Linked DNA regions of Homo sapiens: region 1 is linked to region 2. The links are chromatin loops, found by intact Hi-C in ENCODE. Cell type or tissue: heart left ventricle. All regions are shown on one strand. Each heading gives the region's core, and the rest is flanking DNA. Links, peaks and the distances in the headings are about the cores only. Region 1 has its middle 58 kb from the start of LINC01738. Region 2 overlaps TRABD2B (TraB domain containing 2B).

Region 1 (16,791 bases), core at 5,911-13,910, 190 kb after region 2:
CCCAGCCTTTGTATGCATCCAGTCTTAGATGATGGGTTTCGTATGGCTTATCACCCTTAGAATATGATAAAGGGAAAGCCGTGCATGCAGAGCCCAGGTCATATTCATTTTTCCATCCCCTGGATGAATAGTCTTTAAAATAGAGGACACGTGGTCAACATTTATTGCATTAATTTTAAGTCTGAAGACTAAGCATCATCCAAGGTTAGTATTAAATTATGTTCATCAAAAGCAAAACTGAGAGAAATCCAAACATCTAGGTACAATAGAGGTCTGAGCCTTCCCTCTTTCATGCCTGGCTTCTCAGAGAAAATCTCCAAATTAGTGTTTTTCAGCAGGGGTAGTATCAACACCCATAGGATGCTTTGGGAATTCGTCGGGGAGTTTTTGGCTTTCATACAGCTGTTGCAGGGGCGGGGTGGTGCGGGGGTAGTTGTGGTCAAGGGCTAGCGACACTTAGTGACCTGCTAAGAGCCCCACATAAAGAATTATCCCCCATCCTGCAAAATTTTTGCATGTTTTGCCAAACATTCATTAGGGGAGAAAAAAAAATCATTTGTAATTATCTGAGCCTAGAACCTGAATCCATTTTACGTAAACACGTAGTATTTGTTTGTAAAGGTTTAATGTGCACTAAATCTTACAGGAATGTAATTGCCATGTATATTGAGAGAAGAATGTGCTTCATTTTGTTCTGAACTTTACCAAGAGTTGTTCACTATTTTTGAGTGCCACCTTACTAACAACAATGCCTGTGTATTCCGGGTGTCAGAGAGACACACAGCTGTACTCCTTGGTATTTTAGCTGTCACTTTCAGGGTGACTCAACAGTTAGGTACAAGCTTTGACTATTACATTATGTCTACAAGTGTTGATGTACCCAAGTGTGGACAAACCAAATTACATATTATTTTATTATAAGCTACTATTTCTTTTTCCTTATAGTTAGGGCACTGAATTAATTTTTAAAAAATCATATGTGTAGGTGTGTTATATTATTCATAAGTTTCATTTCAGTACAGAAGGGACACTTTAAAGTATTTGTGATAAAATGGGATCCTGGGTCTGAAAGGATAAAGAGCCCCTGTTCTAGATGTTTCTTTCCACTACGAGAAATGAAATGTCCTGAGCTGTTGTACCAGTCCCTGGATCCTGGAGCTATTCTATTTTCTACTGCAGCCTTTTCTGCATGATTTTCTAAAAGAGTGGAGCACCTTTCGAGGAATAGGAGGTAGAGTGACACATTGCACATAGCAACAGGCCTGAGCCCAAGACCCTCTTTGGCTACCTACTGGTTATTTTTCCTTGGGCATGTCACTTAACCCTGGTATTATTAGCCTTATCTGGGAAATGGAGATAAATATGACTTACTTTATAGAGCTATAATGGCGATGACCTGAGACAACAGGCCTGAAGTGCTTTATATCTGCAAAATCAACTTCAATGCATGTTATCATGGTTCTTGAAAGAGGGAAGAAGCATGTGCCCCTGAATTTCCACAATGCTTCAAGCTTCGCTCAAGAACCCCAGGTGCTGTGAGTGGAAGATTTTGACTAATTCAGGACCCAAAGAGAGTTCCATTCCTGCTTTGCCACTGACTTCATAAATAACATTAGGCCAATGGCATCTCCTTACTGAGCTTCAGTTTCCCTATTCAAAAAAATGCAGCAATTAGAGCAGATGATCTTTGAAGAGCCTTCTAAGTTTGATAGGTTAGGATTCCAAGATCTTTCTCTACCCTCTAACCTCTTAATAAAACTCCCAAATTTTAAAGCCACCCCTTCTAAAAAATTAATTTGCATCAAATGCTAAAGCCCAACAACTAGTTGCTGCCCTTAGCAGCTTCCAGCCTGGCAGCTTGATCCTCTTTCGAAGGGGCCCTTTAAGGTCTCCAGGACATGAAGAGAAGCTCCAAATCCACGTTAGGAGCGTTCCACACACATTCGGGCAGAGGCACGAAGGTGCAGCCAGAGTTAGTGGTGGGCGGGGCACAGAGAGTGGGCTCAGGGGGTACTCAGAAGGGGAGGCAGGGAAGACAGCTGTGGCAGTGTGGAGCGTGGACAGGCTGGGTAAGACGGAGCCATCCAGCAGGACTTTCAAGAGGGGGGTGGGGGCCGTAGACCATTGGTGGCTGTATGAATGACAGAGAAGGAGGGCATGGAGAGACGTGCTAGAGGAGGCGCTGGGCAAAGCATGTTAGCGAGGGTGTGGTCTTAGAGCACATGGAACTGAGAGAAGTAGAGGGTCTGGAGCAGGACTTGGAAGCCCGGACTGTGGATTTTGGATTTGATCAATGACTGTCCCTAAAAGTCTTTTATTCAAGAAGATGGAAAAAATCGTGTCTCTCTGGGACACTGAGGCTCCTAAGGAATGCAGGGGGTGGTAGCTGGGCTAGGGAATTCAGGAGCCAGGGAGGGCTGAGCCAACTCTCCCAGCGGGCCCAGGCCCGTCTGCCAGAGCAGGAAAGAGAAATAAACACAGGCCGGACGGATCCGGAGCGGGCACGAAGCCCCAGCTGAAGGTCTCCTGAATCTCCATGCTTGGCCGTGCACGCTCACGGCCTGCCTACTGGTGAGCATGAAGCCGTCAGCTCAGACCCGTGCTGGAAGCTCCTCCCTGGCTGGTCATCCACCGCCCCTTTGAGCGCTCCTGGTCCCATACTTCACAGGGACTCAGGCCAACAAGAAGAGGTGTTTGCCTGCAGTGGTTAATGCTCCATGAGGCCGCTCCCTCCTCCTCTGAGAAAGCTGCCCAGCCTGCTGCTCTGGCTTCAATATAACACTTCCCTTTCAGCTTTTGAATTTCAAAGCAAACCTAAGGCTGACTGCAAACAGATGGATGGGGTCATAAAAATCTCCACGCAGGGAGCAAAGAGGCTCATGGTTGTAAAAGAGAGACTGTTTTGGAAAAATGAGTCTCTGCACCCATGCTGGGTTCCTGCCTCTTTGGGCCCCTGCTCCTTTGCTGCAAACACACCAAACATGTCTTTCTCACCTTCACCTCTGCACATTCTACCTGGCCTTCAACGCTCAGCCCCAGCTCCAGATCTTCCGGGAAGCCTTTTGTGACTTCCTCCCTACCCCTCCCCACCCACCCAGCCACTTGATTTTTCCCACCTTTAAGTTCCTATGGTACTTACTTCTGGTGACCCCTCACAGGTATTTACTACAAACATCTTGGCACTGGCAGTAATTTTTTTTACCTGTCTTACACTCAAAATAGATTCTAGGCTTAAGATCAGAAAACACCTTTCCCTTCTTGGCTAATCCAGCATTGGACACCAGGTAGGTACTGAACCAACAGTAACCGGATGCTTTTCATGAGAATGCAACTTTATATAACTTGAATAACCATACACAGGAAGTGGATGGAGTCAATATTACCTCTACAAATCTGCTTTGGGAATTTGTTATTATGTAACACAGGAAGTATCATTTTACTGGGCAGTGAGGGATCCATTTTCAGGGTGCGCTCCAAGCAGGAAGTGATTTCATTCAAAGGATCCGCTATTATGTCCATAGAGTGCAGAAGAGTTACTCTTGGCAGAGGGCACAAAGAGACAGGACAGATAATTAAGGAGATAAAACGAGTGGTAGAACAGGCAGGTTCTGAGATCAGACAGGTCTGGGGGCAAACCCCAGTTCTGCTATTTACAAGCTGTTTGCCCCTGTGCAAGTGACTCAACCTCCTCCTGAATCTCAGTTTTGTTATCTGTAAATGGGAATGATGATAATATGTATCCTGCAAGGTTGTTGTGAGATGCAAATAAGATAGTGATGCTCGAGATACACTAAGTGTTATTATCAAAGACAGCCATGCAGGCCAGGCAAATGGCAGGAGGGAATGGTACCTGGATTAGCAAGAAGCACTGACATCCAGTCTAGGTTGGAGGAAATGAAGACTCCTCAGAAACATACAAATAAGGGCTTCCGTTTATTGAGGGCTTGCTATGTGCCACCTGGCACCTGAAGAACAAATCAATCTAAACAACATACTTGAGAGTGAAGGCCATTGCCTCTGCTTTACAGATCAGGAAACTGAGATCCAGAACGGTTAAATGATTTGCTCATGGTCACCCAGCCAATGTCAGACTCCAGAACTGCAGACTTAACCATTCTTCTATGCTGAAGATAAAAGTTGAGCATTTGAGTTGAGAAAGTTAATATGTTATATAACAGAATATTACTTGGAACTTTTCCTGGTATCTGGAAGTCACATCTGAGGCTCCAAAGCTGAAGATAGTATGTTCCCATTCAGAAGAAGGCAGCCAGTCCACTCATGCAGGACTTGCTGAGGGATAGCAAAACTGATTTGGAACCTCATATGCCCCCACCCTCTCACCTTTCCCCAACCAGCCAACCAATGGGCCAGATTGAAGCCAGCCATCCTCAGGGTATGAGGAGTGGACTGTCAGAGCAGAAGCTGCAAGGGGGTTGGAAGACACCAGCCAGGGAGAGCTTTGCCCACACCAAGGAAGAGCACAGTGGCTCTGAAAAAACCCACATATAAGCCCCTAGTCAGGGAAAGAGCTGGCATTTGGATGTCTCCACACAGAGGGCACCAATGTCCTCCTTTCCTTTCATTTCACCTCCCACCCATCCTTGCAGGAGCCAGAAGCAGCCTCCAGAGGGGACAAGAGGCTTGGGCTTTCCCTGAGCTAAGGGGAAACAAACACTTTGAATTTGGTGAAAAATTCAGATTGATTTTGATCAGATGAGAGTTTTTTGTAGATGAAAAGGAGATAGTGTCCCTGATAGTGACAAGGAAAGCTATTGAATCTACATGAGAGGCCCTCCAGGGATGGGGACGTGGTCTGCCATATAGCCAGTCAAAAGGGCAGTGGGAGTTGGAAAAAAATTAAAGTTATTTTCTCTTGGTGCCCCAATGAGTCCAACTGGATCAATAGCGGGCTACATTTGGAAACCAGGCCACTGGAGTAGGCCACACAAGTAGCAACCAGGCGGGGCAAGGAGAAAAGGAATTCAAACCAGACCGTCACTGGGATTCTGCCCTCAGGTACCATGGCAATCATTCTTTCCAGTTCATTTGTAAGGAGGTATTGGAGACCCATCTCAGAAGCCACTGATGGGGCACGTCAGAGCAATTAAATATGATTGTGTTAAGTACATAGTAAGCTGTGTATAATTTTCATTCTAGGGTATGGCTCAAACACTCCCCAGATGAAAGTTCTGAGTTGTTTTTTTTTTTAGCCTGCAAATTTTGTTATGTGGATATAACTTAACTGGGTAGATCATCAGAGTCCAGATTCTGGAGCCCAGAGAGAACCAAGTCAGCATCCAGCACCCACCACTATGGGGTGGTACATTTTATCAAGGGATTCTCCATGAAAGATTCTCAAAAGTGACATATCTCTGACTTAAAGTAAGATCTTGATTCACAAACTTGGCACTCAAGTTCACATTTCCCATGCAAAGGCTGGTATGAAACATCCATTAATACCCATTAATATCCATTATCTTAGGGCCTCATTTTTCTGGTGTTCTCATGCAGGGCACTGTACATAAATTGTCTCATGCACTTCTCCAGTGAGGTCAGTGCTACTGACCCTGTTTTATAGACATGGACACTGAGCTTTTGAAGGTGAGTCACCTCTTCCAGAACTCGCACCTAAGAAGTGGCTGCAAGGTTGGGAATTAAGACCCATAAGACTCTAAACCTGTGCTTTCTCAACTACCCTAAGCCAGGGGCTGACCTAGCCCCAGCCCCAGCCCTGACTTTTGGAAACTAAAATGTTGCCATGTCCAGATCTTAACCACCCCCAGTCCCGAGCCCAACTCCATCTTTCAAAGAATCTTCCTCCTCCTCCGACCCCCATCACACTACAATACCTGCCCTCTCTTACAGCACATGGCAGTCTGACTAATGTAATGATATTTACAGGTAGCCAGATCTTTTTTTTTTTTTTTTTTTAATGGCTCCCTTGGTCTAAGTCCTTTTCTCTGTCCACACTCACTCCCCCGGTGACCTTAGCCCATTTCATGGTTCTAAATACTCTGCTGAATCCCAAACTTACACTCCAGACCACCTCTCCCCTGACACTCAGCTGCCACTGAGACCTCTGCACTTGGAGGTCAGAAAGCATCTCCCAGGCAGCATATTCAAAACCAAACTTGTGACGTCTTCCCCCAGATCTCCAGCACCCACCTCAGTAAATAGTGCCACTGTCTACTTGGTCTCTTAGACAAGACATGGTGGAGTCAACCCTGATCACTCTCCCCTCTCATCCCCTACATCCTTTCCATCCTCTTGCTTCTACTATCAGAACACATCCAGAAACGGGCCACATTCATCCCCCACTGCTTCTACCCTGAGCAAGCCACCCTCATCTCTCCAGCCTCCCAGCAGGTTTCCTCGTTGCCACTGTGGCCACCAACTCCAGTCTACACTCGACAAGGTCACAAACCCTTTAAAATGTAAGTCAGATCATGGCATTCCCCTGCTCAGAGCCCCCCTTGCTTTCCCATCAGACTTAGAATGAAATCACCATTGCTTTCCATGGCCTGCCAGGATCCAGTTTCCTCTGACATTATTCCCTACCCCCAACATTATTCCCTACCCCCTTCTCCTTGCTTATTCTATGCCAACCACAGTGGTCCCCTTGTCACTCCTAAACATCCCTAGCATCTTCCGGTGTTAGGGCTTTGCACTTGTTCCTTCTGCCCAGAACTTTCTTCCCTAGACATTTCTTGACTTCCTCTGATATCTCTGCTTAAACGTCACCTTCTCAAAGAGGCCCTCCCTGGTCATTTCATATAAAATATTGCCCCCAAGACTTTCTCTATCCTTTTTCCTGTATTAGTTTTCGTTGTATCACCAGTCACCACCTGACATCATACTGCAGATTTCTCTGTGCCTGAGGTCAGCATTCACCGCCACCACTAGAACAGGAGCTGCCTGTGGCTCACACCTTTTCTGCATCTCCACTGCTGTGCCTCCACTCTCTGGCCCAGAGCCAGCTCTCAAAAAAATATTTGTGCTATGAGTGTTGAAAAGTTTTGTTTGTGATGAAATTAGGGTTACGTATTTTTATGAAATGTGTATAATTATAGGTAAATTTAGGCTGGGCATGGTGGCTCGTGCCTGTAATCCTAGCAATTTGGGAGGTCATGGCAGGAGGATAGCTCAGGCCCAGGAGTTCAAGACCAGCCTGGGCAACATGGGAAGACCCTGTCTCTACAAAAAAAATAAAAAATTAACCAGGTGTTGCTAATGTGTGCCTGTAGTCCCAGATACTCGGGAGGGTAAGCTGGGAGGATTGCTTGAGCCTAGGAGGTTGAGGCTGCAGTGAGCCGTGATCACACCAGTGTACTTCAGCCTGGGCAACAGAGTGAGACCCTATAATTGACTGATTGATAGAGAGATGATAGATAGATAGATAGATAGATAGATAGATAGATAGATAGATAGATGATAGATAGATAGACTAAATAAATAAATAAAATAATTATAGGAAAATTTGAGGCTGGTTTCAAACCTCAATTCAGGGGCCTGACCCATTGGCCAGATCTCAGATGTATGCAATGTGTCAATCCCTGCCTGGACCATGAGGACCCACAGAGAAATAACACATGCTCTTCAGGATATGACTGAAGGCTGAAGTAAAGAACTTTCTTTCTGGTCCATATGAGTGGGCCACCAGTTAACAGCAAGCTTTCCAAACCATGGATGTTATACCCTTGCCCTACTAAGGGTGTTACTCTGGGTTGTAGTGACAGAAACCTCTACCAAAACAATAATAATATTCATGAAAAGTAGCCTTGACTCAGCCCATCATACACTCAGCCCTGGGCACATCCTAGGGATGCTGTGCGTGTGAGTCAAACACAGGCCTGGCTCTCAAGGACTTTGCAGTCTAGGGAGCCATAAATCAATGTGGTGTTGGTGGGTTTACAGATGGAGAACTGAGGCTTGGAGAGGGAAACTGACTTACAAGCTATTGATGGAGCCAGAGAGCAGGGAAGCTCGTCCCACACGGAAGAGATGGGAGGTGGGTGTAGGGGAGGTGGGACTGTGCCGGTGCTGTGTGCTACATTCAGATCACCTCTGTGAATCTCCCCAGTGACCCTAGACAGTGTGGTATTATCCCCTTTACAGATGAGGAAACTAAGTCCCTGACAGGACCACACAGTGGCCTGAGTGCAGGTGCTCACACAGCCATGGATTTGTCCAGCAGATTCAACCCTCACCAAACACTCGCGTTTGGTTGAAAATTGCTTCAAGCACTTTGCAAACTAACATGCAAAGACATGATATTATACATTGGGGGAAAAAAGTAATAAAATGGTCAAATCATTAACATCCTTGTTTTTATACAACTCTAGGATAAAGTATCAAGTTAATCTCATTCATTAAAATTGTTGCCAAAGACGTTTGTCTTTGGACTCATCAAATATACTGTTTGATGACATCATTCAGTAAAGGCAGCTTCCCAGCTCACCCATCTCTTGTTATCCCAAAATAAATTCTGATGTTTGTAAACTGCAGAAATTATTAAGTGTTTCTTTATTTGTCAGTTTCATCTTCCAAGGATAATCTAAGGCTGCCCTTAAAAGAAGCATTGAACAAATTTGCATTTGCCTCTTAGATTTAGATATGAATTTTAGAAATAAGAATTTGTTAAAAAAAAAATCCCCACCTCCACTGAACTGTGAACTCCTGAGAATAGAGACAGTATCTGATTCATCTCTGTAAGCCAAGTCTACACTTAGCATGGGACCTGGTCCTGTATCAGTCAATAACTGCTGCAACAATACTGCATAACAAACCACCCAGCTGAATGGCTTACAATAGCAGACATTTGTTCTCCTGCTCAGGAGCTGACTGCAGGCCAGCTTCAGTGTGACTGTTCTAATCCGGGTTCAGTTGGGTGATGATGTCCACACTGAAGAGCAGCTGGATGGGCTCCAGGATGCAGCTGAGCTTAAGTCTAGCCCGTGTGTGTTCATTCTGGGGCAGGCTGAAGGGGCGGTGGCTTTCTAGAGCACGCTCTTCTTATGGAAATCACCAAAACACCAGCTCCTTTACATCCTCTGCTGTGTTTCATCCACTAATTTACCACCGACCAAATCAAGTCATATGGCTAAGCCAACATCAATGGAAGGAGGAATTACTTTTCTCAGTGCAAAAGTACATGGTAAAGAGTGTGGGTGTGTAATCCTATTACAATGGAATGAAGAATTGGGACCCAAAATTTAATCTACCCCAGCAACCAATAAATATTGACTAAACAAAGGAATGCATGAAATCTTGCTCCACCTGTTTCCAGTGACATAGTCAGGGCTTCCTGTTCAATGTCTCTGAGACTCAGTATCCACATCTATAAAATGCAGTCTGATGCATGTGGGACTTAAAACCTAGATGACGGGTTGATGGGTGCAACAAACCACCATGGCACATGTATACCTATGCAACAAACCTGCACATGTAGCCCAGAACTTAAAGTAAAATTTTAAAAAATTTTAAAAAGCAACAACAACAACAAAATGGAGTGAATAATGCTTTCCAGCATTTAAGTGACTTGCCTGAAGTCTTATGGCAAGCCACTGGTGGAGACAGGATTTGAACACAGACCTCTTTGTCCATTCAATCATAAAAAGAGCCCTGGACTTGAGATCAGACAGACCCAAAGGTAAATCCCATCCCTGCCATGGGCTTGCCATGTGACCTTGGCCAAGTCCTTTCCCCTCTCTGTATATCAGGGTTTCTCTCTATATGACCAGGAGGGGTTACCAGTCCAATGCTAAGCTCTCATTCTTCGTGCCCTCTAAACTCATTCATCCATTTAACAAATACTAATGTTAGAACAGAATACAACTCAGGGTGCTGTGCTAGATCCTGGGGTAGGGCAGGGATCTTCAGTACAGGCCCCTAACTCTTGGAAAAATCTCCCATTCCCTCACCCCCTTCCCCAGGCTTGTCTCCAAGGACCTCAGCTATGCTGGAACATCAACAGTGGAGCTGTTGGTATCACTCTATGTTATAGTCACCAGCCTCAGCTGGGCTTTCAAGGCTGCCTGGCATTGCTGCTTTATTTCCACAATCACTTCCCTCTTGAGCTCCTTGTAATGACCATTGCATAGCTGCCCCATCCCCAGACCTCTGACACCCATCTCCTCCCTCAGTCTCAGTATGTAATCTTGCCTGCTACTTCCCAGTAAAAGTTGAAGACCTTAGATGAGAGCTTCCTCAACTTCCTGCTACCCTCCCTCCATACCCACCTTCCTGTCCTCTCCTCATTCCCCTTTGCTCCACTTGAGGCCCTGCTTCTGCTCCCCTTCAAAGACATTTCTGCCACCTCGGCTTTGGAACTCTTCCCCTCCCACCTTTGCAGGGGTTCACAAGATCAATTTTCTCTTCTCAACAGCTCCCTCTCAACCAGATTATGAGCATCAATATTTAAACATGCTTAAGTCTTTTACACCTTAAAAATAAAATCCTCTCTGTGACCTAACATCCCCTTCCAGCTGCCAGCTAATTTCCCTCCTCTCATTCTATTGCAGTCAGATCTCTTAGCTACAAGTAACAGGAGCCAACACTTGCTGATTTAAGCAAAAATGGAACTGATTAAAAGGATATTGAAACATATGTCCACAAAAAGACCTGTACACAAATGTTCATTGCAGCCTTATTCATCGTAGCCAAAAACTGGATATGGCTTTAATATTCACCAACAGGTGAGTGGATAAGCACATGCAGTATATTAAATAGTGCAGAATATGATCCAGCACCAAGAAAGCATTAACCACTGTAGATAAACATGTTTACTGTAGGTAGGCACACACCTACATGGATGACTCTCGAGAACATTAAGCTGAGGGAAAGAAGTCAGATACAACAATATTGATTGAATTTGTATAAAACTCTAGAACAGGAAAAACTATAGATATAGAAACCAATAAGCAGTTCCCTTGGACCAGAAGTCGGTGGGAAATGAACTGCAAAAGGGCACAAGGCAACTTTTTGGGGTGATGGAAGTGCTCCATATCTTGATTACAAAAGTGATCACATAGGGGTACACATTTTTCAAAATTCATTGACTTGTACCTCAATAAAGTGTACTTTTAAAGCTATACATACATACATACATACATACATACATAATTAACAGGTGCGCACATACTTGGTTGGCTTACAGAATTGCCAGGAGGCTGGAGAAACCAGTTTGGGTCTGCTTCTAAAACCACCATCACCACCACCACTTCCACCAACACGACCACCACCATCACCTCCATCACCATCACCATCACTGCCACCACCCCCGTCATGGCCACCACCACCAATATCACCATAATCACTGCCACCACCATCACCACCTCCATCACCATCACCACCACCACCATCACCACCACCACCACCACCACCATCACCAACACAACTCCCGCTATCACCACTGCCACCACCATCACCATCACCACCACCACCACCACCACTACCACCACCACCACCACCATCACCACCATCACCATTATCACCACCACCACCATCACTACCACCACCACCACTTCTACCACCACCACCGCCACCATCACCACCGTCACCATTATCACCACCACCACCATCACTACCACCACCACCACCACCATCACCATCACCACCATCACTACCACCACCATCACTTCCACCAACATGGCCATCACCATCACCTCCATCACCATCACCATCACCATCACTGCCACCTCCCTGCCATCGCCACTGCCCCTACCATTGCCACCGCCACCACCATCACCACCACTGCCACCACCACCATCACCACCACTAACACCATCACCACTACCACTACCACCGCTTCCCTTTCTGTTGGTGCCATGGTGAGCCCTGCTTACACCACTGTAGCTAGCTCTGCTATCCCAGGAACTCATCATTTTACAGCCAGCAGTGCTCTCAGAACACATTCCTCTTGTGCATTACTTGTTCCTGATTTTGAGTCTGGGATAACACTTCTGATACATAAGCCTTGTCCTATGTTCATCCCCACTCCAGGCCAGCTGGGAAGACAGGTACTGTATTTATCTGGTACCTTCCTCATGTGTAATGTGAGACAGGCTCTGTTTCTCAGCAAGATTCATAGGTAGAGAATTCTCCAAAAATAGGGAGATGATGCAGTTACTGGGCAACCAAAAAGAATGACAGGTGCCTACTCCTACACCTCACACAAACTCCTCAAAAGAATTGTCTACACTAGCTACCTCTGTTTCATCTCCCATTCTCTTCCCCACTGCAATCCAGCTTATACGACCCCCATCACTCTCCCAAACATGGCTTGCTAAGGTCACCAACGGCCTCCCTTTCTCTTAACCTAACAGACACCTTCTTTTTTTTTGTTAAGCAGTATTTGGTAAATGTATTTGATTGATTTAACAAAAATAAACTATGTTCCTGTTCTAAAACTGAATCTAGTGAGGGAGACTTCTGTGACAATTTACAAGGTATGAGGGAGGCAGTAAGGGAAAGCTCATATACCATGCTAGTTTTTCTCCTAAGCTCCAAGTGCCTTTTCTTATAAACCAAAGTGCTCCCATCGGTTAATGGGAATTTTTTTAACTTTTATTTTAGGTTTGGGGGTACATGTGAAGGTTTGTTACACAGGTAAACACACGTCACAGGGGTCTGTTTTTACATATTATTTCATTACCCAGGTATTAAGACCAGTACCCAATAGTGACCTTTCCTGCTCCTCTCCCTCCTTCCAGCCTCCACCATCAAGTAGACCCCAGTGTCTATCGTTTCCTTCTTTGTGTCCACGGGTTCTTATAACTTAGCTCCCACTTATAAGTGACACCATGTGGTATTTGATATTCTGTTCCTGAGTTAGTTTGCTAAGGATAATAGCCTCCAGCTCCATCCATGTTCATGCAAAATACATAATCTCATTCTTTTTTATGGCTGCATAGTATTCCATGGTGTATATGTACCATGTTTTCTTTATCTTGTGCCATTGATGGGCATTTATGTTGATTCCATATCTTTGCTATTGTGAATACTGCTGCAATGAACACTCATGTGCATGTATCTTTATGGTAGAATGATTTATATTCCTCTGGGTATATACCCAGTAATGGAATTGCTAGGTCAAATGGTAGTTCTGCTTTTAGCTCTTTGAGGAATCATCATACTGCTTTCCACAATGGTTGAACTAATTTATACTCCCACCAACAGTGTATAAGTGTTCCCTTTTCTCCACAATCTCCCCAGTATCTGTTGTTTTTTTTTTTTACTTTAAATAGTAATAGCCATTCTGACTGGTGTGAGATGGTATCTCATTGTAGTTTTGATTTGCTTTTCTCTAATGATCAGTGATATTGTACTTTTTTTCATATGCTTGTTGGTCACATGTATGTCTTCTTTTGAAAAGTGTCTGTTCATGTCTTTTGCCCACTTTTTAATGGGTTTTTTTTTCTCTTGAAAATTTGTTTAAGTTCCTTATAGATGCTGGATATTAGACCTTGGTCAGATGCATAGTTTGCAAATGTTTTCTCCCATTCTGTAAGTAGTCTGTTTACTCTGTTGATAGTTTCCTTTTGCTGTGCAGGAGGTCTTAAGTTTAATTAGATCCCACTTGTCAATTTTTGCTTTAGTTGTGATTGCTTTTGATGTCTTTGTCATAAAATCTTTGCCTGCTCCTATGTCCAGGATGGTATTGCCTAAGTTGTCTTACAGGTTTTTTATAGTTTGGGGTTTTACATTTAAGCCTTTAATCCATCTTGAGTTGATTTTTGTATAAGGTATAAGGAAGGGTTCCAGTTTCAATCTTCTGCATATGGCTAGCCAGTTATCTCAGTACCATTTATTGAATAGAGAGTCTTTTCTCCATTGCTTGTTATTTTCAGCTTTGTAGAAGATCAGATGGTCATAGATGTGTGGCCTTATTTCTGGGCTCTCTATTCTGTCCCATTGGTCTATCTGTCTGTTTTTGTATCCCTACCATGCTGTTTGGGTTACTGTAGCCTTATAGTATAGTTTGCAGTTGGGTAACATGATGCCTCCAGCTTTGTTCTTTGTGCTTAGGATTGCCTTGGCTATTCGGGCTCTTTTTTGGTTCTATATGAATTTTAAATTTTTTTTCTAGTTCTGTGAAGAATGTCATTGGTAATTCGATACGAATAGCATCGAATCTGTAAATTGCTTTGGGCAGTAGCCATTTTAATGATATTGGTTTTTCCTATCCATGAGCCTGGGATGTTTTTCCATTTGTTTGTGTCTTCTCTGATTTGTTTGAGAAGTGTTTTGTAATTCTCATTGTAGAAATCTTTCACCTCACTGGTTAGCTGTATCCCTAAGCATTTTATTCTTTTTGTGGCAATTGTGAATGGGATTGCCTTTCTGATTTGGCTCTCGGTTTGGCTATTGTTGGTATATAGGAATACTAGTGATTTTTGTACATTGATTTTGTATCCTGCAACTTTGCTGAAGTTGTTTATCCGCTGGAGGAGCTGTTGGGCTGAGACCATGGGGTTTTCTACACATATAATTACATTGTCTGCAAACAGATAGTTTGACTTCTTCTCTTCCTATTTGGATGTCCCTTATTTCATTCTCTTGCCTGATTGTTCTGGTTAAGACTTCCAATACTATATTGAATAGAAGTGGTGAGAGAATGCATCCTTGTCTTGTGCTAGTTTTCAAGGGGAATGCTTCCAGTTTTTGCCCATTCAGTGTGATGTTGGCTGTGGGTTTGTCATAGATGGCTCTTGATATTTTGAGGTATGTTCCTTCAATACCTAGTTTATTGAGTGTTTTAAACATGAAGCGGTGTTGGATTTTATTGAAAGCCTATTCTGTGCCTATTGAGATAATCATGTGGAAACACCCTCTTCTACAGGCTTCAGTGACACCTCCTCCTGAATTTATTTCTACTCTCCCTCATTTGATCGCTTGGTAAGATCATCTTCCTGTTCCCAGCCTTTCAATGTTGGAGCTCCCCATGGCTCAGCCTAAGACCTCTTCTCTTCTCCTCCATTCCCATCTCTCACTGGTGACTCACATTTATCTCTCTGGTCCAGAGAGACCTCTTGTCCAAGTTTCAGACCTAGCTGACATCTGCATTTAGCTGTCTCTAAGGCAATAATTCACACTCATCTCTTCCATTCAAAACCAACAGAGAGACAGATATGTGAATCATATAGGAGGAGATAAAAATATCAGCCTCAGTACTGGTGAATATAGATTGAAAAGGCTGCTTTGATGTATGGCCACAATCATACTTCCTAAAACTTATCCCAACACAAGTCCTTTGGGTGATGCACCCAGGTGAGCATTTGGGTCAGCAGAGCAAACATATTCCTGCAGAATCACTTCTATATGCCCACTGAACTACAATAATAGGAGCAAAGAGGGTACAAACTCTGGATAAACTCTAGAAGGCAGGCCAGACACTGCCCCAACATGCTTCCTACATGAAAGAAGGAGCAGAGCAGAACATGCCAAGCCTGCAGGCAATCCTCTCTCCCCGGTTCAGTCTTGGCTACCTTCAGATCTCACCTTTAGTACCTTCCACTGGGCAACCATCTCTGCAATCCTTCCTTCTCTACAAAACCAGGTCACTTCCTCATCACAGCCCTTCATAGGCCCCCTTTTCTTTCTTCAGGGTCCATCTCAAGTCTGCCACTACTGATTCACTGGGGGCTAATGGATGGCCATCACACTCACTTCTCATAAGCCACAGGACCTCAGGGAGGTGGCTGCTCAAGCGCCCTTTTATCCCCACCATCTGTCCCAGCGACAGGCACAAGATGGGGCTTGATCAATGCTTATATTAAGTAAATGAATGAATTTGATGATCCCTCAGTTTATTTTCTCTCTTCTGGACCAAGCACTGTCTGAGCCATTCACTTATTCCTGCCACCACCACCCCCACCCCCCCACCCATCTACGTGTGTGTGTGTGTGTGTGTGTGTGTGTGTGTCTCCTTCACTCCAGTCCACTATTCTTTCTTTACCTCTCTCCCTTCCTCGCTCCCACCCACAGATTCCTAACAGCTTTGCCAAAATTCCTCAGCCCAAAACTTTTGTGGCCACAGCGCCACCTAGAGTTCATCTATGAGATGGGCCAACCCCAGAGCCCTTGACCGCTGTCCAGCCTAGTGCGGCCCAACTCTGCCTTGGCCCCTCCACCTTATGTTCTGAGCACATCTCTGGGTCTTCACACTTCATTTTCCTGGATTCAATGTATTACCGTTTCTACAATTCCCTAAGTGCCTAGTGGAGACTTTAAAACAGAAAACTGCAGCAGGGCAGAGAGAGGGACAGATGTGGTTCAAAGTATTTCCCTCTAATGTTTGATCTACCTGTCTTTCCCTTCTTCTCTCCAGTTCTGTTTTTCTCTTCTCAACTTTAGCTAATAATTCCAATTGGTATTACAATACAGCAAATATTTCATGAGTAACAACAATATTTAAGACCCCATGCAAGGTATCAAGAGGAACTTACAGTTATGAGAGAAGGCATGTGAAAGGAAACAAGTATTTCTCTTATTCTCAGCTACTATTGCTTTTCTAAACCCACAGGCATTGTTCTGGCAGTTTGGACTGAATGCCTCAAAAACTGGTCTGGTAATTTCATCATGTGGGCAGAGGTTCATGAATAAGAAAGCACAATCCATCACTGCATGTAATGGCAAACATGTAGAAACAACCAACCTGCCCAACAGTAGAAGACTAAGTTATAGCACATCCACTTGCTTGAATAGTATGCCACTAAAATAATGCATGTAAGTGCTGTATAATAACGTGAGGACTTAGTTTTGAGCTAATTTGGGGGTAGGAAAACAGTTTAC
Region 2 (16,791 bases), core at 2,888-10,887:
TGTGAAATGACTTAGCCAGGTTCACATAGCTAGGCAGTGTCCAGGTAAATTGGAAGTCAGGTTTCCCAGTTCTCAATGTAGTTCACTTTTTCTTGAACCAGGTGCATTTTTGTGGGTAAGTGGGCACACATCTATGTGTTTGTGTGTGCAAGTATGTGTATATGTGTGTACATGTATGTCTGCGAGTGTGTGCATACAAGTGTGTTTGTGTGTATATTCATGTGTACACATAGATGTGTATGTGTGTGCATGGGTGTGTGTACATGCACGTGTGTGCTTATCAGGATGGGGTCTGGTGGCGGGGGAGGGTAATGAGACACAGTGTGGCTAGCGGAAGCTTGGGGACTTCTACTCTAAGGAACTTGGTGTTCATCTTGGCTCTACCACTGAGGTTCTGGGACCTTGAATAGGTCCCCTCTCCTCTCCTTGGTTAGGATGAGGAGTGGCCAGGGTGAGAGTCTCAGAGGTGCTGCTCTTCTCTGGCATCCTCTGGCCACAGAGAGAAAGGAGGAGGGGTAAGTCTGGGAAGGCTGCACGGAAGAAGCACAAGATGTTTTGGGACAGAGACAGCCAGCCAGTCGGGAGTGGGTAAGTGTGGGTGGAGAGTGTCATTCATATGGCCCTACTGCTCTTCTGGGCTGGAGTCCAGGAATAGCTGTGGTGAGAACTACATTTCTAAAGTGGGTCTTAATGTTTTTCACTGCTGGAAAATACGCCATTATGGGCATTTTCCCCTCCGGATTCCTGGACTGCCATGCTCTCGAGATTCCCCCACACTGCTGCCTTTATTTCTCTCTGGCTGAAGCTTATTTTTATTCCTGCATCCTGCCTCTGTCCCTGGGTTTTATTGGACTTTAGGAGATGACTCAGGTCGAAGCTGGATGGCAAGGTCCTGTCCAGCAAGCCCCCCTGGCAGATGGGGACAGAGCACTGTAGCGGGGCTCAGGAAGCCTGTGGGGTCCTGGCCCTGCAGCCACTGATCTTCAGTTCATGGGAGGGAACGTGTAGTCACATCTGCCACATCTAGAGCTCTCCAGGAAGCAGTAGTGACACAGCAGGCAGGCATGTGACTTCTGCACCAGCTCCAGCTTGATTCTTCCTAGAGCGTGTGGACTTGGGCCATTCCTCTGTCTCTGCGCCTCAGTTTTCTCAAGTATTATATAATAATAGTCCCTGTCCATAGTACACCCCAACAAATTCCATCATCGCCATCGTCGGACACAGTGACTTGTTTTTGAGATGCTCACAGTCTGATGGTGGAGACAGGTAACTACTCAGCTACCTGTGAAGCAAGGAGAGTGATCCTGCTGCACAAGAATTCTGCAGGGTGCTGGGTGCTGGAAGCATTATCCATTCTACCTGGGAGCCAGGGGAGGTTCAGCAAGGCTGCATCTTGAAGAGTCAGAGTTTACGGATAGGACAGAGAAGGGGTCTAAGGGCACTGTAAACAGGAGCAGACGGTGTAAGCAAGAGTCCCTGTGGGAAACCACATGGTGATCAGGGCCAGGGAGAAGCTTAATAAAGGGTGCATCAGGGATGGTGGGGAACGGAAGGCTAGGAAATTCGGTTGGAGCCAGATCGTGAAGGGCCTTCCATGATAGAGTGTTTCCTGGGGCATTGGGAGCTCTGCAAGGTTTGCTTGGATCTCAGAAGGACCACTCTGGATTCAGTGTGGGAGGGAGGTGGACTAGAAAGGAGAGGCTAGAGGCAGGAAGGCCAGTAAGGAGGCTATGGAATAGTCCAGAAGTTACCAGAGGCCTGAGCTAGACAGAGCCTGGTTCCTAGGAAGCTCTGAGTTTATGTTTGAATGAAGGACTTGGAAAGGAGGACTCCTTGTGTGACCTTGAGTAAGTCACTTGTCCTCTGGAGGCTTCAGTTTTCCTGTCTGTAACAGTGACACTGAAATAGTCTTGTGGTTAGTATCAGAGTTAGACTCCCAGCCCAGCTTCTCATGAGCTGGGTGAATTAGGACAAGTAACTCCACCTCTTCAAGCTCCCGTAATTTTTCTGTCCAGGGGATTACAGTGTCCCTGTCTCATAGGGCTGTTGAGAGGACTAAAAGAGAACTCAGACAGAACAGAGAACATGGCACCTGGCAAATGGCAATCCTGCATAACTGTAAGCTCTCATCAGTGTTCTTCACTGCTACCTTATTTTATTCTTAGTATTACTACTACTATCATTTAAAATCTTCTTATCATTTAATGATAACATTTAAAAGTAGAACTTCTCTAACTTAAATCACAACATCCATCCTGGTATCCTGGTCTGTGTGCACCAGCCTGCTCATTGAATGTCTTCTCTTCATTGTCATGTTGGCTTTTATTGGATTTTGACCTCAAAAACTTTCAAAACTCTCTGCCTGTGCTTTCAATCCCATCTTCTGCCTGCATACCCTAATCGAAAGTGGAACTTACTAATTAATGATAATTACAGAATCCTGGGGGTGGGGGGGTTGGCATTAGGAATTCAAGGCTCCTCACCATGTGGTCTCCGTGATCCTCGTTCTCTTCCTCATCACCGTTATCCCAGGCACCCTAGCCTGGAAAGCTCTTTCCTGCATGCCACTCATCTTTCCCTAAGCTGTTTCTTCCTCCTAATTCACACCCCTCTGTCAGTCTGCCCCTCTCTGTCTCTGTCTCTGTCTCTGTCTGTCTCATGCACACACTCTTACTTTTCTGTGTATGAGATTCAGAACCCATTAAAGTCAACCTCTTATCCTCCTCCTGCCAAGAAACTATCTCAAATCCCTGCTTCCAGAAGAAATGAGTCCTCTGGTTCTCAGCCAAGACCTTCTCTCCGGCTGTGTGCACTGTCTTCACCCCACAGGTCTCAAATGTTGTGTGCTTCCTGCTGGAGTTGAACTGAATCCAGTCCAACACCATCGTTTTAGACAGGGACACATGATTCCAGTAAAAGGAAAGTGGGAGATCTCTCTTCTCCATTTCCCATTCTCAATCCCAGAGAGAAGAATTCCTCTGGGATCCCTCCAGCTGTTAGTAAGCTAAAGTCATGGAGTATGCACTATTCTCAAAGCAGAGGAGAAAGATGCATTTTCCCAGTGTCTAGTGCTTCCAAAAAGAAGACAGGTTGGAGCAGATGCCTTCTACCACTGCTTCCTACCTCCCTATCCACCACTATGTTTAGTCCAGGACTTGAGACAGAAAGGACCATAGTTTTCAGAAAAACAGATGGACAGGTGAAAAGGTTTGTAGATGGCCATACTCCAGAGACAGATAGAGCTGGGACTAAAATAACCAGTGGTGGTTTGACTCTTTAATCCTGAGTTTACTCTTGCTTGGCCTCTCTGCTCTCCTTTCCTTCACCTTCTGTGGCCTCTCTGTGCCTGCAGCGTTGAACCCCGCTCACCTGTATAACACTTAAAAGAGAGAAGGGTCCTGCTAATGGACTATACATCCCTTTCTGTTTTCTAGTCTCTTCCAGGCCTGAGTTCCCTTTGGCCTCATCTAATTTCCCTCAGGCCTTGTTCTGTGGGCCTGTGCCGGAAGTTTGGTGGCTACAATATGTAATTTAGGCCCCATTTGCGGCTGGCAAAATATATCATGAGTAGTAGAACTGGAGAATCATAATATTGTTGGAGACCACTGTGGGATTGAGGTGGGGAGCTAGGAGTTTTTTCCCATATCCTCTTGGAACAAGGAAGTCATGACAGACATGTGCACTGCCCCTGCTTCAATCCTTCACTGAGTCTGGAGCATTTGATTTATCTCCCTGGGTATCGGGGTTGGAATGTTCCCCTCTGTCCTTGGCTGCAGGTGGTATGAGCTGAAGGACAGTTTGCATCCACAGGGCAGGAGGCAGAATGATTGGCCTTAAGAGACAATACCTTCACTTAAACATTGGGTGGCCCCACCTCCATGAACCCTACTCCTTTATCAAGGATCTTGGGTCTCTTACCTGTGACAGGAAGCTTGTTTTTTTTTTTCCTAAAAATTCTGTGAATGGTAGAAAAGTAAAAGTGTCAGGGCCTGCCTCTGACTCTCTAAGTCACCCTGAACAAACCTCTTCCATTTTCTGGGCCTCAGTTTTCTCATTTGTAATAATGATGATGATGGTGGTGATGACAATGATAGTGATGATGATGGTGATGATAGTGACAGTGGTGGTGATGATGGTGATGATAGTAGTGATGATGATGGTGATGATCATGATGGTAGTAGTGATGATGGTGATGATTATGATGGTGATGGTGATGATGATGATCATGACGGTGGTGGTGATGATGATGATCATGATGGTGGTGGTGATGGTGATGATCATGATGGTGGTGGTGATGGTCATGATCATGATGGTAGTGGTGATGATGATGGTGATGGTGATGATCATGGTGGTGGTGGTGATGGTGATGATCATGGTAGTGGTGATGATGATGGTGATAATGATGATAATGATGGTGGTGGTGGTGATGGTGATGATCATGGTAGTGGTAATGATGGTGATGGTGATGATCATGCTGGTGGTGGTGGTGATGATCATGGTAGTGGTGATGATGATGGTGATAATGATGATAATGATGGTGGTGGTGGTGATGGTGATGATGATCATGGTAGTGGTGATGATGGTGATGGTGGTGATCATGATGGTGGTGGTGATGGTGATGATCATGATGGTGGTGGTGATGATGGTGATGGTGATAATTATGGTGGTGGTGATGGTGATGATCATGATGGTGATGGTAGTGATGGTGATGGTGGTGGTGGTGGTGATGATGATGATGATTCTTATTTGTTGATCAATGTGTTGTAAATGGTTTCCACATACTTATTCCATAGAACATTCCAATGTGGCAGGTACTGTTATCATACTTATTCTACAGATGAGAAAACTGAAGCATTGAATGATTAACTTGGCCAAGATCACGCAGCTCATAAGCGGAGGAAACAGAATACCTTTGACAACAAGGAGAGTGCAATAGGTTTTTTTAAGCTTCCTCCAAAATCCGAAATATAGTGGCAAACTAATTTTTAAAACTTATTATCCTTTTTATGCCTTTTCCTTTGTCTGTACAGCACTCCTCTGTAACTGAAGATACGCTTTCCTAGAAGTTCTATCCCTTCCTCAAGACTCAGCTCTTCCACAAGCCTCTCCTGACATCTCTAGGCTTGGTAGACCTCCTCATGGTCTGTCTGCCCTTTGCCCTCATACCTGCTGGGTTCTCTGTTCACCTTTCCTGTTGTTTTTCTGCTCCAGCACCCTGTGAGCTCCTAGTTGGGAGTGGGGCAAGATTTTACCCATCTCTTTCCATCTGCCCTAATGTAGGGCTGCTCTTAGGGTGGCCTGTTATTTCATCCACACTCATTGTGAGTCTATAAATGATGAAGAAGTCAATTCATGACCTCAGCCCCAAGTAAACCAATCTCTTCTCTTTGATCATTGGTCCACCAGTACATCACACCCTTTGCATTCAGCTGAGTCTGTTGCTAAGAATGGCTTTCTTGCCTGACCTCATTTGAGAGAGAGGAGAGACCTCATAGTTCCTGAGTCCCTCCTGTGTGCCAGGTGCCATTCTGGGTGCTTTCCCATATGTTCTTCTGTTTACTACGCTTAACAGCCCTGCAAGGCAGCAGCTCTTAGCTCTATTTTTACATTTGAGTCTCAGAGAAGGGAAACAGTTTGTCCAGGATTGCACAGCTAATGAGCAGCAAAATTGGAATTTGAGCATGAGTCTGCCTTCCTCTAAAGTTGAAGCTCTTTTTTTCTGTGGCTTTATTTCCTGCATCCTAAATTACAAGACATAGTGGGATATTTGGGATGCGTGGGCATGAAATATCATATAAGAGATACAGTTTAGATATCTAAATATTGGGGTTTCTAGGTCATTCTGGTGACATAAGGAACTGATGAGATATGGTATTTAAAAGTAGGACTAACCTAGAAAATTCAGGACTTTTCAGTCCCAGTTGAGATATAGTGTTTTTTTCCTGCAGTCCTATCTTACTTGCTTGTTGAAGCCTTTGCCCATTGCTTTTTTGAGTCCTCTTAAATATCCTGCAGTAGGGCAGTAATAAGTGACTGCCCTAATTTTATTACCTACTTAGTGCACTAGGACTTTCTTTATGTGAAGTTTGCTCAGTGGTCATTTCCTGAGTACCCGTGTTATTGAGGTCAGATATGTCCCCAGAAGCTCTATTTTAATGAAGCAAGAGACAAAACAGCCTGTTGCAATACAGTGACGACGGGTGCGAACACATGTGGTGTAAGGCTTAAATTTTGGGTTGGAATCTTCTGAATTTAAGTCCAGCTCCATTATTTGGCAGTTGTTTGACCTTAAGCAACTCCCTTAACCTCTCTGAGCTTTTGTTCCCTAGTCTGTCAAATGTGGATAAGGATAGTGCCTTTCTCCCAGGGATGAGGTGAAAAATAGATAAGGTACATGGTGCCTGGCAAAGAGGAAGCCCTCAGTAAATAGTAGGTGTAATTATGATTATGGTGTGCCATGCTAGAAGAGATTTACAGGGAGTAGAGACTACTTGTCTACCTGCGGGTGGGAGGCTGTGGGTGTCAGAGCAGGCTTCTTGCAGGATGCCAAAGCTGCCTCCTGAGGCATGAGTAGGAATTTTCCAGGTGGATAAAGAGAGGGCATTAGCAGGGTTGGACAGTGTTTTTCGGAGGCCCCTTTCACTGTGACTGTATCACCTGCTGCTTCCAACTCGGACTCTGCCTTGCATTTTGAGAGGAAGGGAGTAGGCTCTTTTGAGTACCATCTTGAAGGTTCTCCAGGACTCAGGAGATGCCCTGTTGGGGCTCTGATGGGAATTCCAGGTCACCAGATGCCTCCTGTTACATCTCCACTCTAAGCCCTGTGTCTGGCCTTGGATCCTCCTCCCTTGTAAATGTGGCCGATGACGAAACAGAGACATCAGTCCCATTTGTGGCTCCATCAGCTTTGGAAGCAGATCACGGGAATTTTCTGAGTCTGGGCCCCCAGCCAGAAGGCATTTATAATCAGACATGGAGCAATCATTAGAGCAGAAACAATAAATTACAACAGCACCAAGAGAACTCCCCAAAGCTGCTCACGCGAGGGGAGATCCAAGGAGCAGAATGCTAGCAGGCTCTGGGCCCGCCTGCCCCTCCCGCTGGCAGCCAAGGCCTCCTGCCTCACCACACTCAGCCTCTGCCCCCAGACGTCTGTGAGTGATGCAGCAGCACTGCCAGAAGAATGCGCCTTACCAGCTAGGACAGGGCTGTGGGCCTGACCTGTGTGCCTGCAGGGACTGTGGGAGGGGGTGTGGGAATGGGGAGGACTCCTTCACAAAGCACCTCCAGGGCCAGGCCCTGCATAGGTGTGAGGTCAGCCTAGTGTGGTGGGATGAACCAGAGACTGGGGAGTCAGGGACCTGCTGTGCAGTCTCCAAGCTGAGGGCTCACAGCAAGTCACTGACTCTCTCTCTAAGGTTCAACTTCCTTGTCTAAAATGGGAAAATAGTGCTTGCCATCTCACAGAATTATTGTAAAGATTAACATACTAAAGAGTGTCAAAAGCCTAGCACATACTAAGTGTTTAATAACATCAGCTTTTCCCCAACCCCTTCTTTCTACCCTCCAACTTGTGCTGTCCAATAAAACAACCCTTAGCCATCTGTGACTATTTAAACCTAAACTAAATTAAATTAAAAATTCAGTTTCTCAGTTGCACCAGCACATTTCAAGGGCTCAATAACCACAAACTTGTGTTGAGTGATCACTGTATTGGAAAGCACAGACACAGAACATTTCTGTTGTTGCATAAAGTTCTGTTGGACAGTGCTGTCTATCCCTCTGATTCATCTGCTATCTGGGAAAAGTTTGGTTCAGCAGATACTCACTGTGTCAAGCCCTGTAGTTACAAAGATGATTGGAGCTCTGTTCTGTCTCTCCAGGGGCACACAGTGTACCAACAGAGCAGTGTGTGCAAGAGTTTAGCCCCAGTGGAAGGGCACCTACATAGGACTAGAGGGAGTCAGAGAAGGTTCTCTGGAGGGGAATGTCTCAGCTGCTATTTATATACATCAAAGTGGAGAATGGCATTCTAGGTAGCACGGCAGAGAGGAGAGCATTCCCAAAGATATAAAGCTGAGTAACAGCAGTGTGGTTGTTTCATAGTCTCATATGTGAGACTATCAGAAACTCATTGCTGCCAAAGCACAAAGTGCAAGGTAAAGAATGACAGGAGAGGTTGGGTGTGGTAGCTCCCGCCTGTAATCCCAGCACTTTGGGAGGCTGAGGCGGGTGGATCACAAGGTCAGGAGATCGAGATCATCCTGGCTAATATGTTGAAACCCCGTCTCTACTAAAAAAATACAAAAAAAAAAATTAGCCAGGCGTGGTGGCGGGTGCCTATAGTCCCAGCTACTCAGGAGGCTGAGGCAGGAGAATGGCGTGAACTCAGGAGGCAGAGCTTGCAGTGAGCCAAGATTGCACCACTGCATGCCAGCCTGGACAACAAAGTGAGACTGCGTCTCAAAAAAAAAAAAAAAATGACAGGAGATGGGGGCTCACGGAGGGCTCTGAACGCCAAGGAGATGGGAGACTGAGTTCAATTCCTGGTCTGCTCATTGCCACTCATGTCCTTTGCCCTGTGCTAGTGCTGAATTACAAAGCTCAGACTCAAAGAGGTTTGCTGCATGACAAAGCAGATCACATGACCCAAGCTCACGTTCTGGGACCAAGAACCCCAGTATCAACTGCTGTAAGAGCCACCCGTTCTTTGAACTAGTCACTTGACAACTGTCAGTATCTATGATCCTCCTGACAGCCCTGTGAGTTAGGGATCATTAATCCCCATGTTCAGATGAGGAAGAAGTGACTTGCGCAGAGTCAACCAGCCATTAAATAGTGGGGCTGGGACTGTTACCTGTGGCTTCTCCTCTTTGAGAACCCAAGGCTCTGCCATGTTATGGCTGTTCTTGTGGATAAATTACACCCGCTTGTTCACTTGCTTCCTTAATCACAAGTTCCTTCTCCTGTTGCACGAATTTTTGCTCCTGTGCTTATCCCTTCTCTTCCCTGCATCAATTTCTCACTCTCTCCTGATCACTCAGGAGACACACATGCTATAGGATCTCCCATCTAGAAACAACTCCCTTGACTCCACATCCCTCCTCAGCTCCTGCCTTATTTCTCAGTTTCCCATTATAACTCAGCTCCTCCACGGACGTCTGTCCTCACTGCCTTCCATTGTCTTCTCAATCCAATCCTTATCACTATTTCATCCTCACTTCTGCTTTGCCACCACTTTTGTTCAATCCATTGGTCAGCCATTTGGTCCTCTCCTTGGTGCACCTTCTGTAGCTATACTCCAGGGAATCCCACCCAGCTCCATGGCCTTGAATCCATGTTGGCATTCCACTGATGCTGTTGTTTACCTCATGGATGGTCTTACATCATGTAGAGGTCTTAAAATTGGAGCAGTCTCTACCCTAAAGCTCTAGACTAGTCTCCAAGTGTTCACTCTGCAACTCTTCTTGGATGTGCACCAGGCATCTTAAATTTAACATGTTCATAAAAGAACTCTTGATTTCAGGTACTCTTCCTTCACCTCTCAAACTCCTCCTCCCCAGGACTTCATCTCAGTGAATGATTCAGGCCCAAAACCCTCCGTTAAGTCCTGTGATCAAATATCATATTCTCAGAGACATTCTCAGAGAGGTACAGCCCTGTTACTCTTTGTCCCTTTCCTCTGCTTTATTTCCCTCACAGCACTTGTTACTACTTGGATGTTGGGGTTATCTATTGCCGTGTGACAAACCACCCTAGGCTTAGTGACTTCACAGTACTTTTATTGTGCTCTTGATCCATGGGATCAGGACTTGGACAGGGAGCAGCTGGGCCATTTTGCTGTCTGTAGCATCCTGAGAGTTCACTCGGGTATTAGGCAGGCAACTGGGCTGGTGTGATGAGTTCTAGAAGCTTCCCTCTAGAAGGCAGGTATGGCTGGGAGATGGCAGCTGCGATACTTGCCCTCCCCACGTGGTGTCTCCAGAAGCATAGTTGAACTTCTCACGTGGCACCTCAGGAACCCATGCATGTATGCCAGGAGACAGGAAGTGGGAACGGCCAGTGTTACTGAGTCCTGGGCCAGAAAACAGGCACAGCATCACTTCTGCCTGATGTCTCAGTCAAAGTAGTTGCAGAACCCACCAAGATCTGAGGAGTGGGGACATAGACCCCCTGCCAAAGGTCTTCTCAGCACACGTGTCCAGATGGAGAAAACATAAGGTGGGGTATGGCTGCTGGTGGCGAAAAGAGAAAGATCTGGCTATACCTTCATGGGCCTGCATTAGAGGCTCTCTAAAGTTCTTCCTGCTCTAGAACAATCTAGGACTCCAAAGCTGAAGCAAGAATAATCAACTCACTTTTTTAAAAAAGAAGGAATCCTAAAGCCTGTACAGGACAAGTGGCCTATTCTACACATAATCATTCATTCGTTAGCTCATTCATTTATTCCTTCACCCATTTGTTCTGATCTCTTCTATGTGCCAGGAACTGTTTTAGGTGCTGGGGATAGAGCAGTCGATAATACAGAAAAGGTCTCAGCCCTCACAGAGCCCATATTCTGGTGAATGACACAGGATATATAAAGTAAGCAGATGCCCACATTCTGGAATGTCAGTGTCACAGATTGAAGGTGGCCACGGTTTTTACATTGCTCCCATCAGGAAGGGGTGGTCTTTGGGAGCACCAAGGGAGAATCAACAGCTGTGGGGTCGGGTCCCAGCTCGTCTCATAAGCTGCTGGTGAGACCCTGGGTCAGTCCCTTTTCCTTTCTGGGCCTCAGTCTGCCTGTCTGTAAAGGGAGGGACATGAGCATGTTCTAACCACAGAGAGCCCTGGAGGTGAAGGCCACTGGGAGGGAGAGAGGAGTTGTGTGATTCACAGGCTTGAGATGTTCTTTCTCGGGATAAGGGATCCTTGAAGAGGAGACCAGAGGATGAAGGCAAAATTAGTCTCCACCTGTTTGTTGCCAACTATAAGCCAAAGTATGTGTGTGTCTCCTGTCACACAGCCAGTTCTGAGGCTCCTGCTGTCCTTTGAAGCCTCTGCAGGGCAGTAGCAGGGAGGAGGGCAGGCAGAGCAGGCCTGGTTTACTATCGCGGACTCGTAGCTCCTCTCTCCCCACTTCCTAAGCCACCAGGGGCCTTGTTCTGCTCCAGGATGTGGCGCTGAGGAGTAGCTGGAGTCAGCCAAGAGCTCAGCGCTATCCTCAGGGATCCAGATCCAGATGCCCAGAGAAACCCCAACACCCCTCAGGAAGAGGCTGTGCACTCTGCTTTCGCCTGCCTTAATCTCTAGGGCTAAAGCTTTGTCAAAGCCAAGATTTCCCTCATAAATCACCTGGCCTCCTGGTCTTTCTCTTCTCTGGCATCTCCTATCAGACACTGAAAGGCATCTGGGAAATTGGACCCTAAACCTTGGCGCACCATGGCTCAGGATCTGCCTTTTGGCAGGGAGAAGGGGAAGGGTGTGCTGTTCCCCACAGCCTCCACTCCAGAACTGGGCACCTCCCTGGCTGGGCCTGGGGAGCCAAAGACGAGGGAGAGTTGGTCTCACAGTGTATCACAGTAGAATTGGTATGTATGTGGAGCAGGGAGGTGGGAGAAGTAGGGAGCCAGGTATGCACGTAACCACCTCTTTTCATACCAGAGCAGGGCATTGGGGGGCTGGGCAAGGGCATTTGGCTCAGGACATGGAGCTAGAGACAGTTAGATGTTTCTGACAGGCCCATTTGGCTAAAGAGGAGCTGGGCAGGGAAAGCCTGGAGGTGAAGAGGGAGATGAGGATGTTGCTGGAGTTGTCCACACCAGGTTTAGTGTGCATTGCCCATCGTTACAGCATTCCTCCAGTGCTAACCCTGCCCAGCAAATGCGCATGAGCACCCACTCTGCCAGGTCCCGAGCTGGGTTCTGAGCATGCAAAGTGAAGGCCGACCCCTGGGAGTGCAGTCTAGCCAGATGAGGGCAGTTTTGTGGATCAGAAGGCAGAGATTGGTAGGTGCTAGGACACTGGGTCCTTCAGTGGGATTTGAGAGCACAGGATGAGGGAGATGACACTTTTATGCACATCCAGCAAGTGCTGATGCAATGTCTGCCCTCTGCCAGGCTCTGAGAATGAAATGGGGAGCAAGGAAGAAGTATTCTTGCTCTGGAGCTTAACAGTTCAGAGAGAGGACTGATAAACACCCAGGCAATCACAGTCCTCTTAAGTAAAGACTATGACCAGGGGATGGCACAGAGCAGGGACTCTAAAATAGCAGGGGATTCAAGGAAACATCCAGAGGACCAGGGAGAGGCAAAGGAGGCATCTAGGACTCAAAATTTAAGGAGGCTCTCTCTCTTCAAGTCACACAAGTGCAGGGTTGGCACATGAGACTCAGGACCTCTGTAAATTCTGTGCTCCAGGTGCCTTGCTTGCCTCATCCTAGTCCCAGTTCTGCAGGAAAAATGTATGTCTAAATTAACATCTAGGCTGAGACATAAAGGCTGGGTAGGAATTAGATAGAGGGGGCTTTACGAGAAGAGTATTGCAGATAAAGGGAACAGCATGTGTAAAGGCCTTGAGGCAAGAAGCATCTGTGCCCAGAGACCTGCAAATTGTCTAATCTAGGGTCAAAATGCAAGGCTGAGAGGTAGATAGTCTTGTAAGTTATGTTAAAGCAGTTAGGGTTTTACCTGGGAGATCAATTCCAACAGGGGATCTAGTCATGAACTTTCAGAGGACATGATGTTTAGGCTGGGCCTTGAAGGATGACCAGAATCCAGACATGTGAAAATGAGGGATGTGAGCCTGAAAGAGCTCAGAGTGAGGGCCTGAGGGACCCTTCAGTCCTGCATTCATCAATCTTACTGAGCATGGGCTATGTACTAGTACACTTAGGTACCACAGTAACTGATGATGTTTGCAGATTGACTTTTTGCTAGAGGATTGGACTGGGAACTCTTCAGAATTTAAAGGATAAGTCAGTCTAGACTTTAAGAGCCTTGCTATCTCTTCCTATTCTTTCCCTTCTTCTCAGCTCAGCAACTGTGTCTGCATTGTTGGAGGCAGAAAAGCAGTCTTTTCACAGATTCTTGGGCCCAATAATCATGGGGTGTGGAGTTTAGAGGTTGTGGAGTGCAGATGAAGGCAAAGCTTGTGAACATCAAACATGAAATGCATGCAGTGCAAGGCATCTGATGCATCATCTCATTTTAATCCTCATCATTAATCCTAAAAGATAGCTATTATTATACCCATTTTACAGGTGGCAAAACCAAAGTTCAGAGAAATTAGTTAGCTTTCTTCCTAGGCCATAGGGTATGTTATGGCAGAGGCAGGATTTGAACCTAAGTAGCTCTGATTTCAGGGCCTGTGATTCTTCCTTTGCACTGCACTGCTACTTGGGCCCATGTCTACCACTTATTTACTGTGTGGCTTCCTGTAAGTGACTTATTTCTACTGGGTCTCAGCTTCTTCACTGGTAACATGAAGGGGTTACGTTCCATGGACTAGAACAATACTTCTCAAACTTTACTGTGCCCACGGATCACTTGAGGATCTTGTTAAAATACAGATTCCAATTCAGAAGTTCTAGTGTAGGGCCCAAGAGTCAGCATTTCTGACAAGCTTCCAGGGGATGCTTATGCTTCTGGTCCAAGACTGCACTTTGAATACGAAGGGCTTAACCCTCTCCAAGGGTCCCCCATCCAGAAAGATTGACTCTTGTTGGGGAGAGAAGCAGAGGTCTTGCTCAGGCGAAGATTATTCTTGCAATTCTTTTTCATTCCATTCAGTTTCTATGCAAAGATCAGGGCAAGGAGAATGTCTCCCATTTCGCAGATGAGGAATCAGAGGCTCAGAGAGGAACAGCGCTTGCAGGGTGCCTTTCCCCCTTTGACAGCTTCTTCTTGGCACACTGGAGATCAGCCTCTTTAGTAGGCACCTCCCATAATGGATGGCCCCCATATTTCCCCTAATGGGGAGGACCCTCCTGACAAACATGGAGTGTTTTTTTATGGCCTCAGTGTTTTTCTGCTGCTAGTGGCTGCTGGAGCATCTGTCTGTCCCTCACTTGCAGCCTGGTTAGACTGAGACAGGCCTGGGCTCTCTGGAGGGAGGTGCTCTGAGAAGGAGCCAGCTTCAGCCCAGAAGCCTGTCCACGTGCCTGCAGCCAGCTCCGTAGTGCTTGGCACTGGCAGGCTCACGTTCCATGGGATGGCTTTGGGCTTGTTGGCTTGGAAGGGAGAAGGCACCGGAAGAGTGGATGTTTGCAGTTGGATTTATAGGCTCTGTATTTACCATATTGTCAGGGAGACGGGGCTGCAAGACTGACTCAGCCAGAGCAGGAAGGCTGCACCCGGCACCTCTGGTGGTCTCAGCACACCCAGCCCTGGGGCCACTGTGCCAGGCCTTCACCAAGACCAGCTTAGCCTCTGTCCTCACCTTCACTCATGCAGGTCCCCCTCCCAAGAATGATCTCTTATCTTGTGCCATTCTCAATCTTAGTCCTGCTAGACCCTCCAAAGGTCTTCAAGGCAGCTTTCCCACTCACCTCCATCAATCCTTTCTTTGAACTTGGCCTGCGTCATACAATCCAGCACTTGCCTACCATAGTGCCTGTGTATAGATGTATGCTGCATGGACTTGTTTGTGGGTGGATCTTGTTTTTAACCTACTTCTTGAACCTGGGAACTAGGATGTATACTGAACCTGCATCCTTCAGCTGAATACACAGTCAGCGCTTAGCAAAGACTATAGGATGAGCTCTCTAAAGCAAGGCAGGAAGGGTGTGCTGGAGAGGAAGGGAGTAGGGCTGAGTAGTTGGCACCAGTCTGTGGTGCTGCATGCCCCAGGGAATTCCTCTTGGCCTCCTTCCTCTAAAAAATGTTTGGAAACTATGCCCTATCCTCAACCCTCCCCATTCTCTCCAACCCCTCTGTACCCACAACTATTGGGTAGTAATGCCTGCCCTTCTCAACAGGAAGAGGGCCTGCCGCCAGATCTTATCCCACAGCATGGGAGGATCTGGAGGTGGTCTAGGTGGATGCCAAGGGAGGGGTTTTAAAAGGACAGAGTGCTTGGCACAGCCAGGACCAACAGTCCTGCAAAGTGGGAGAGCCTTGGCAGATCAAGTAGGGTTGAAGCACAAGCACTCATTCCTGGAGCAAGAGCCTCTGGGATGCTTTCCTCCTCCCCAGATGCTGGGAACACCTCATCCCCAGGAGCCCCCAGGAGCCATGACTTGGCCCGGGCAGATCTACAGTGCAATAGAACGCACTATTGGAGCCGTGCTGCTGTATGTATGAGATTTTACTTCCCCAGTCTTATCCTTGGGCCTCGGTGCCTTTTCCTCTGTGACATGGTAAGAAGTTGAGAGGGCAGGGACCCAGCCTCTTCTTCTTTTTATTTTTGAGAAGGAATGATTCCTTTTTATTATTCGTAGATAACATATGATTTACCTAAAATATCAAAAACGAATTATAAGAATAAACAAGTGACTTTAGCAAAGTCACTTGATACTGTGTCCACATGTAAAAGTCAATTAGATTTCTACGTATCAAAAACAAATAGAGCATAACATTTAAATGATTATAACATTTGCATCACACTTATATGAATGACACAGGGAAAAGTTGAACAGAAGAGGTATAATTCTTCTATCCTAGAACTACAAAATGTATTGAAAGAAAATAAAGATATAAATAAAGGAAGATATATACCAGCCTCTTCTTTAATCCCTCTCCTCCTGCACCATGGCAGCTTAGACTTTTCAGACATTTCTTTCTTGTCTCTGTAAGAAAGGATAATGATACTTGTAAATGGATGTAAGAATTCAACAAAATAATGCTTGTAAACTGCTTAGCCTATGCTTGGCATGTAGTAAGTGCTCAGAGAAAGAAAAGCTCCATCTCTTGAACTCTGAGAGAAACACTTACTCCTTAGGACAAACTGTGTCCTCTGAGATCTAATTTAAACCAAACCAGAGCATGAGGCTCCAGCATCTTCAGCACTGTGTGAAATGGAGATAATAGAAACTACCTCACTGAGTAGCTTAGTGAGGATTAAATGAAAGAAAGTATATAAAACAGAACTTGCTAAGTGATTAGTTCTCAGTAAATGTTACTTGCTGTTGCTATTACACTGCAGAGATTTTTTTTCCCATTTCTTTGGAGGTCAGTTCTTGAATCTCGTGAAGTAAAATCTTAATCGGAATTATTTTCAGTATAAAATAAAAAAAATCTTCTTTCATATCCTTGTTCTTTGCTTTCTTTTTTCAATTTAATTCCTTAATACTTTTTGAATTCTTTGTTTATGAAGGATAAAAGGCTCTGAGAAGTGCTAATATGTTTTTAAAGTCTATTTTCTATAAGATCCTCATGAAACTGTGTAAGGACACCAGAGGATGGGATAGGGATGTTTTGAGGGAGAGTAACAAGAAGGACTGGAAGTCAAACTAATCAAACTGGAATCATGAGAGTTTCTATCCTACCTTAGGAGGTAGAGAAGGTGAGATCTCTGGACTGAGTTTCAAAAAGGCTTGATCAGTTTGCTGGAAATATTAAGAGAAAGATTCAGTTACTTTCTGGGCTAGGTGACTTCCCAGGAATCAAAGCCATTGGGGGTCACAGCCTAACAGTTGACCCTGGCCCCACACTGAGCCAAGCGCTGCCTCTGGTTGCAGACAGAGACTTGCCCTTTTCACAGGAGTAGGTTCTTAGTCACTAAGGGACCATGACTAAGAAAGGGTGAGGGATAGCTCCCTGCACCTTTCCCATCCCCAGGCAGGCCAGCGGGAGCACCGGTCCTCTGCCC

Evidence for each region. Peaks named below come from ENCODE experiments on the same cell type or tissue, not always from the same donor. Only the 100,000 strongest peaks of a DNase experiment are listed, where the experiment ranks them.
Region 1: a loop joins it to region 2, with 2.3 times the contacts of the local background. A loop is called at or near these places in 17 of 110 quality-filtered maps.

Annotation. Positions count from the first base shown.
Region 1 is chr1:47,738,032-47,754,822 of GRCh38, reverse strand. No RefSeq gene overlaps it. Among named protein-coding and RNA genes, the nearest start is that of LINC01738, 58 kb to the right of the region's middle. In heart left ventricle, for the core only: no CTCF peak of the experiment used is centred there; no DNase peak of the experiment used is centred there.
Region 2 is chr1:47,924,798-47,941,588 of GRCh38, reverse strand. The region is part of intron 2 of TRABD2B (TraB domain containing 2B); the gene reads left to right. Among named protein-coding and RNA genes, the nearest start is that of TRABD2B, 64 kb to the left of the region's middle. RefSeq lists enhancers at 7,182-7,697, 10,308-10,477, 14,710-14,879 and a silencer at 14,058-14,352. In heart left ventricle, for the core only: no CTCF peak of the experiment used is centred there; a DNase peak (open chromatin) is centred at 7,068.